2 separate regions of the Homo sapiens genome follow, and region 2 is linked to region 1. Evidence: read pairs that join two places in POLR2A ChIA-PET (ENCODE). Cell type or tissue: OCI-LY7. All regions are shown on one strand. Region 1 overlaps DSE (dermatan sulfate epimerase). Region 2 has its middle 21 kb from the start of CALHM5.

Region 1 (4,000 bases):
TAATAAATTTTATTAAATTAATAAAATTTAATAATTTTAATTTAATAAAAAATATCAGCAATAAAGTTCTACTGTAACTTTTCCCCTAGAAGATTAAGGAAGCATAAAATATTGTGCTTCAAATTAGAAGTAGCTGAGAAAGAAAAGAGGGGGGAAAGACTGGAGACATTGACTGGACAAGGAATGTGACAGTTGCTAAAAGGCATCTAAAACGCACCATGAGTGGGCCACAGGTGGACACTGAGGGGTTTGGTTGGTTGGTTGGTTGGTTTTCGTAGCAAAGAAAGTAGGCTTAGTCAATATTGAAGTTTACAGTGACTATGGGATCAGTTACTCTGTAGAACTGACTACTCTCTTGGCCCAAGGATCAGAAGGAAGTTTCCCATAGGGCTTTTATGAAGAACCCTCGCAGCCTTCTCATCCTTGCAGTGTACGTATGATGAATTGCACAGTGTTATTTCTTTACACCAGACTGACCTGAGAGCGGGACCATGCCTGTTTTGCTCATATGTGTATCCCTCGATGGAGGATCTCCAAAGCAAAGTTTACTAAAACCTTGATCAGGGAGGGAGTGGGGGTGGTGAAAAGGATGGATATATGGGGTAGCCCAGGCTACTTTTTTCCTAATCTAGCTTAATCCTTTGGTAGAATTTTGCATGTGTAGAAAAATGAAATGACTGCCTGTCCACCAGGCAGCCTCCCTATACCTTATGAATCTTAGCCAAGCTCTTGGTAGATGGGTTGCTATGAGCTTAACATTACACTCCTCAGCAAATTCTTAGTGATTTTCCGGAGCTAAAAACAAACAAACAAAATGTACTCAAATAATTATTGGAAAACATTACAGATCCTGAATCACTTAAGAAAGGTGCAGTTAAGTTTACCATATTTCACTTAATAATATGGGAAGATGAATGCATTTAAAAGAGGTTTAGGATAGGATTGTAACTGAGATCACTTATTGTTCAAGCCCTGGTTGATAACATAGAATTATACAGCATCCATTTCCAAGCAGCAGGCTTTTCATGGCTCCTTGTCTTAATTTGTAAACCCTGAGGAACAGGTCTGGCCCAGTGGTCTTTGGATCTGTCCTTGCATCTTGGCTCTGCCATTGTGTTAGCCACATGTCCTTTGACAGGTTCCTTACACTCTGTAAACTTGGTTCTTCATCTGTAAAATATGGGTTATTCCTCCCACACAAGGTCATCCCAAGGATTGAATGAAGTAATGCATATAAAGCTCTTAGCATTATGTGCCTGGCACATAGTTTTACTAAAAAGTTTGTTATTATTACACAGGAATAGTTACGAATATATAACTTTATTCTCGCTAGGTTTCTTGGTACACAGTACTCCATTTTAGCTATGTTGTCACTCTGGAGTTGTGTTTTTGAAAAGTATTTGTTGTGACTCTTTAGTTCTCTCTTTATAGTATTTTTCCTTACTTATCATCAGACAGAAAATAAATCACAGAGGAAAGAAATTACTTCACTCTTGCATTGGAGCCAGTTAGCTACAGGAAATCAGGAGAACTGGTGAGGGAAACAAAGAAAGTTGAACTTTTGGACAGAGAAGTAATTGTGTTTTTTTTTTTTTTTTGCAACAGACTGAGTATTAAATTCTTGCCTGTGATTGCAAACTTCTGGATGGTGTCATCCGAGGGTGTATTTGCAAAAATAAAATATAATTATAAAATATAAAGAGAGAAAAAAGGTCTCTAGCATATTGAAATGAACCAGTTTCATTGCTGTACGTATGAAAATGAGGAGTGTGCCTGCCTTGCTCAGCATTGCCTGCTGGGCTTCAAATGCAGTTCTCTGCAGCTGTTTCTCGGGTTTTTCACTTCTCAAAATTGCAAGTTAAAACTGAAAATCAAAAGCCGGGAGAATGTAGCTGGGCCTCAAACATGTGGAGCCACAGCCCTGTGAGTAAAAAGATCAGGTTTTCTTCTCATGACCTTACAGTGAGGAAGGCTGGGCGGCTTAGCCCAGAATGCACCTGGAATCCATTAAAGTGGACTCGTGGAGACAAATGCTGGGCTGTCAGAAAACCCAGCCTCTAATTCCCCTGGCTTTTTCTCATTCATGTTTTTCCCTTTCTCTTACCCTTCCCCCTCACTCTTTCTGCCTCTCTTTTTCTCTGTTCTTTTCATTCTGTGACCTAAGGGAAGCTATTCCCTTTTATGCTGCTGCAGAGACTTAAAAATACTATAGAAGGGTAAAATAACTTATGAGGCTTTTTACAACGATCAAATTATTTAAAATTTACAGAAACACACAGCCATTGGGAATTCACTTCTTGAATGCCGTTTATTAAGCAGGTTGTTGCCATCAGTGTTACAAATGGATTCTTGGGCAGGAATCAAGGTCAGGTGCCCTGTGGTGGGAGGAAGCAGATGAAGAGGACCCGAGGGAGAGGCATAGGCAGGTGTACAGATTAGTTGAGCAGCCCAGTTACAGTGCCATTGGACAGTTGTGTGGTGCACAGTCACACCCTAAATAGGATGTTCTGCTCACCTAAATTGTTAGGACTCAACTAATTTAAACTCTTCCCCATCTATTTCAAATGCAGGTGAAGATAAAGTTACTCTAATAATGCTTCTTTCTAACAATAACTTTAAAAATGTTATGACAGTTATAAATCATACATGATTGAAAGGAAATCCGAAGTTAATTTTCTTTGTAAGATATGTTTATTGACTCTAAGATTCAGTATTGGTATGACCCTCAAGTCATCTCTGCGATGGGTGACTCACTTGCTCGCCTACCTCCCGCCCTTTCAGTGTCATTTGATACCTTTTTAAATGCAACATGGGCGGGCTTTCAGAGTTGTCAGAGGGAACTGTGCTCAAGGCCAGAGGAGTTCTCGTCCCTCTTTAATTGGGGTATAAATCAGTGCCCCTCACCCCATATGAACAAAGGCAACATGAATATATTAAGTTTCATGTAGTCTTTACAATCTGGGTCTTAAATTTTTCTAACATAAAAATCTGGCAAGCATGATGTTTGAATTTTGTGGATGTCTTGCCTCATTATCATAAGGGAAAATGTTAGTTGGCAAGTGCCGCATGTATGTCTGTATTCTCTTTCATTGATACTTCATAATCACTTTTTAAAAGTTGGCTTTATTTTTTGGATGAAATATTCACGCCTAACACCACTTAAGATGTAGGGTCTTGCTGACATTAAGTTCATGCTAATGATAACTTGAGAGTAATAATGACATGAGTATGTTCATGGAGTCCTTTATAAAGCTGGGTAGTTCCTTTTACCTTAGGTATCTTAAGAATGGCTTTTTTACTTCTTTGTCTCCTTCTGCCATGTCCATTAAGGGAACACATTTCAGTCATGCTTACCACAGTCTCTCTCATCCATCTTTCCTTTTCCTTTCCAGTGTCAACATGCGAGTTCTGGACAGCACAGGAGGAGATACCATAGTCGGGGGCCAGATCATTGCTTATCCCACATAAGCCTGTGGTTTAGAAAGCTTTCTGTTTAGGATGGCTTGGAAGGAATGACTCAGGAAAAAAGAAACGGTTAGAAGCTTATAATATTAGTGTAGGAGGGAAATGAAGACCACAGTTAAAACAGTGAGGGTGGGGAGAAGAAAGTATAAATTTAAGAGACATATAAGACTGAAAATCTACACAGAGATTGATCAGATATAGGACACTCTTTCTTAAAGTGTGAGTCTTTCACCATATTGGGTATCCTTAAAAAGACAGATTCCTGGGTTTCGCCCAGACTCACTGAATCATATCTTCTTGGAGTAGGCCACAGAACCTGCATTTTTAACAAGTCCTCTATATGATTCTTAGATGTACTAAAACTTAAATTGTAAGGGAGAGGGAGGCATAAATGATGGCCCTGGGTGACTGGTTGCATATTGATACTCAAATGAGATGGAGAATATGGGGAGGAGAGAGTGGTTTGTGGGAGAGAAAAGATGGTTCACTTTTTTACATGTCTTTTTGTGTCACTCTATTTCTTCTATCTACTTTA
Region 2 (4,000 bases), 86 kb after region 1:
CTTAATTTCTTTCTCTTGCCTGATTGCTCTTGCCAGAACTTCCAATACTATGTTGAATAGGAGTGGTGAGAGAGGGCATCCTTGTCTTGTGCCAGTTTTCAAAGGGAATGCTTCCAGCTTTTGCCCATTCAGTATGATATTGGCTATGGGTTTCTCATAAATAGCTCTTATTATTTTGAGATGTGTTCCATCAATACCCAGTTTATTGATTGTTTTTAGCATGAAGGGATGTTGAATTATATCGAAGGCCTTTTCTGCATCTATTGAGATAATCATGTGGTTTTTGTCACTAGTTCTATTTATGTAATGGATTACTTTATTGATTTGCATATGTTGAACCAGCCTTGTGAAGGAGAAATAAAATCCTTTCCAGAGAAGCAAATGCTGAGGGATTTTGTCACCACCAGGCCTGCCTTACAAGAGCTCCTGAAGGAAGCACTAAATATGGAAAGGAAAAACCGGTACCAGCCACTGGAAAAACACACCAAAATATAAAGACCAATGATACTATGAAGAAACCGCATCAACTAATGTGCAAAATAACTAGCTAGCATCATGGTGACAGGATCAAATTCACACATAACACATACATTTAATTGACCTTAAATGTAAATGGGCTAAATGCCCCAAGTAAAAGACACAGACAGGCAAATTGGATAAAGAGTCAAGACCCATCAGTGTGTTGTATTCAGGAGACCTATCTCATGTGTGAAGACATACATAGGATCAAAATAAAGGGATGGAAGGAGATTTACCAAGCAAATGGAAAGCAAAAAAAAAAGCAGGGGTTGCAATCCTAGTCTCTGATAAAACAGACTTTAAGCCAACAAAGATAGAAAAAGACAAAAAAGAGCAATACATAATGGTAAAGGGACCAATGCAACAACAAGAGCTAACTATCCTAAATATATATGCACCCAGTACAGGAACACCCAGATTCATAAAAGAAGTTCTTAGAGACCTACAAAGAGACTTAGACTCCCACACAATAATAATGGGAGACTTTAATACACCACTGTCAATATTAGACAGATCAAAAGGAAAATTAACAAGGATATCCAGGACTTGACCTCAGCTCTGGACCAAGCGGACCTAATAGACATCTACAGAACTCTCCACCCCAAATCAACAGAATATACATTCTTCTCAGGACCACATCACACTTATTCTAAAATTGACCACATAATTGGAAGTAAAACCCTCCTCAGCAAATGCAAAAGAACAGAAATCATAACAAACTGTCTCTCAGACCACAGTGCAATCAAATTAAAACTCAGGAATAAGAAACTCACTCAAAACCAGACAACTACATGGAAATTGAACAACCTGCTCCTCAATGACTACTGGGTAAATAACGAAATTAAGGCAGAAATAAATAAGTTATTTGAAACCAATGAGAACAAAGAGACAACATACCAGAATCTCTGGGATACAGCTAAAGCAGTGTCACGAGGGAAATTTATAGAACTAAATGCCCACATCAGAAAGCAGGAAAGATCTGAAATTGACACCCAAACATCACAATTAAAATAATTAGAGAAGCAAGAGCAAATAAATTCAAAAGATAGCAGAAGACAAGAAATAACTAAGATCAGAGAAGAACTGACAGAGACAGAGACATGAAAGACTCTTCAAAAAAATCAGTGAATCCAGGAGCTGGTTTTTGAAAAGATTAACAAAATAGATAGATCACTAGTTAAACTAATAAAAAAGAAAAGAGAGAAGAATCAAATAGACACAATAAAAAATGATAAGGGGGATATCACCACTGATCCCATAGAAATACAAACTATGATCAGAGAATACTATAAACACCTCTATTAGATCAATAAGAAAGAAAATTTACAAGGATATTCATGACTTGAACTCAGCTCTGGACCAAGTGGACCTAATAGACATCTACAGAACTCTCCAGCCCAAATCAACTGGAAAAAGATTTCAACAAATAAACTGGAAAATCTAGAAGAAATGGATAAATTCCTGGACATATACACCCTCCCAAGACTAAACAGGAAGAAGTTGAATTCCTGAATAGACCAATAACAAGTTTTGAAATTGAGGCAGTAATTAATAGCCTACCAACCAAAAAAAGTCCAGGACCAGATGGATTCACAGCCAAATTCTACCTGAGATGAAAAGAGGAGCCGGTACCATTCCTTCTGAAACTATTCCAAACAATAGAAAAAGAGAGAATCCTCCCTAACTTATTTTGTAAGGCCAGCATCATCCTGATACCAAAACCTGGCAGAGATGCAACAAAAAAGAAAATTCCAGGCCAATATCCCTGATAGACATCGATAGAAAAATCCTCAATAAAATACTGGCAAACTAAATCCAGCAACACATCAAAATGCTTATCCACCACAATCAAGTTGGCTTCATCCCTGGGACACAAATAAAGATTTAATTGGGAAAGACAGAGCCTGGGTTCAAGGGAGAACAAGAATTACCCCCAGAAGGTCTATTTCTTGACTTTTTTTTTTTTTGTGAAGGGGCTCCAACTTTTGATTTGTTTTGTTTAGCTCTTCCTTTCTAATGAAAATAAAATTTTGCTAATGATTATTGTGGCTGTGCCTTGTTTTCAATGTTAGGGTGACACTTGCTAACTGAATAAGAATTGACCATTTCCTTCTGAGATCACACACTGGTACATTATACCTGCTATATCCCTTCCTGTCTGTTGGTGGTTTGTCATAGACCCTACTGGTCAACCACTGGTTATGTCCAGCTAAAGTTCTGGAAGGTTTATTAGGATGAAGAAATGCAGACACTGGTCAGATTTTTCAAGGAATATGCAACTAAGTGGAGTAAATAAAATTTGGCTTTCTCTCTTAATAAGAAGCATACAGAGTCTTTTGTCACATGAAGTTTCCAGAGCTGGGAGGATGCATCCATCACAGACTCTTCCAGTGTTACTGAAGAGATATTAACTTCCAAAGCTGGTGAAGTAAACTGAAGTGTTACAACCACCCAGAGTCTACAGCCCAGTGGGAGACACTTAACAATGACACTTAGCATTTACTGTGTTAGTTAACATTTAGCAGATCTTTGTTAAAGTAGTAGCAGATTTTTCTTAAAGTAGTCTCTGGTTACAAAAGTTTTAATATCGTCCTCTTACTTCAAGCATTTGATTTTCCAAATTTCTCCTTTTGTCTCTCATAAACAGGGAGAAGAGGAAACTTTCCACTTATTCACCATCATTCATTCCAACTGCTAAACAGATCCAGGCTCCTAACAGCTAATAAATGAAACTGAGAGGTTTGAGAAGACAATAAGTAAGTCTGCAGGACGCTGAGGGAGGTATTTCTGATTCCTAGCAACTGCAAACAGTGAATAGATAACCAAAGGAGACCTCCTCAGTTAATAGCTTGGGCAATATCTGGTGTAGTCACTTAAGAGCATTGCGCTACGTCTCTGCCCCAAACATTTCCTCCCCTTTTGCTTTGCTGAGGTGACAAAAAAACCTCTGCTTTAATCAAGGTTTTGGGTTCAGAGTAAAGGCTTTTATAAAATAAAAATATAAAATAATATAAAATAAAAATATTATATAACCCTGTAGTTATGCTGTGTAGTTATGCTGTGTAACTTCCTCAAGCCCTTTATCAGAGAAACCCAGCTTTACACAATGGTGATGAAAACACACTTGGAGCCCAGGGGAGGATGTGTAATCTCTATTGTTTCTATGCGTCACCGCTCAGTTGGTGGAGAGAGACCATTTCATGGGTCTCTGACAGTCTTATTGCCCTGGTTTTCTTTGATTTTTTTCTTTTCTACCCATCTCCTCTCTTTCTCTCCATGGTACTGGATCCTCTCCATTCATTCTTTGTGTCAAAGGTCAAGGAGACAAAACAAAACTTTGACTGGGAATTCTAGACCAGTGCCGTCCATTAGAGTAGCCACTAGACACACATAGCTATCAAACATGTAAAATGTGACTAGTGTGACTGAATTTTAAATTCAGTTTAATTTTAATTAATTTAGATTTAAAAATTGAGGCTAT

What was found. Peaks named below come from ENCODE experiments on the same cell type or tissue, not always from the same donor. Only the 100,000 strongest peaks of a DNase experiment are listed, where the experiment ranks them.
Region 2: POLR2A ChIA-PET joins it to region 1 with 5 read pairs; 3 of 35 experiments call an interaction of 5 or more read pairs at or near these places.

What each region holds. Positions count from the first base shown.
Region 1 is chr6:116,403,405-116,407,404 of GRCh38, forward strand. All of the region lies in intron 2 of DSE (dermatan sulfate epimerase), which reads left to right. Among named protein-coding and RNA genes, the nearest start is that of DSE, 34 kb to the left of the region's middle. RefSeq lists an enhancer at 1,667-1,716 and a silencer at 2,680-2,889. In OCI-LY7, no CTCF peak of the experiment used is centred here; DNase peaks (open chromatin) are centred at 1,867, 2,427 and 2,777; H3K4me3 peaks cover 1,489 bases; H3K27ac peaks cover 2,557 bases.
Region 2 is chr6:116,489,133-116,493,132 of GRCh38, forward strand. No RefSeq gene overlaps it. Among named protein-coding and RNA genes, the nearest start is that of CALHM5, 21 kb to the right of the region's middle. In OCI-LY7, no CTCF peak of the experiment used is centred here; no DNase peak of the experiment used is centred here.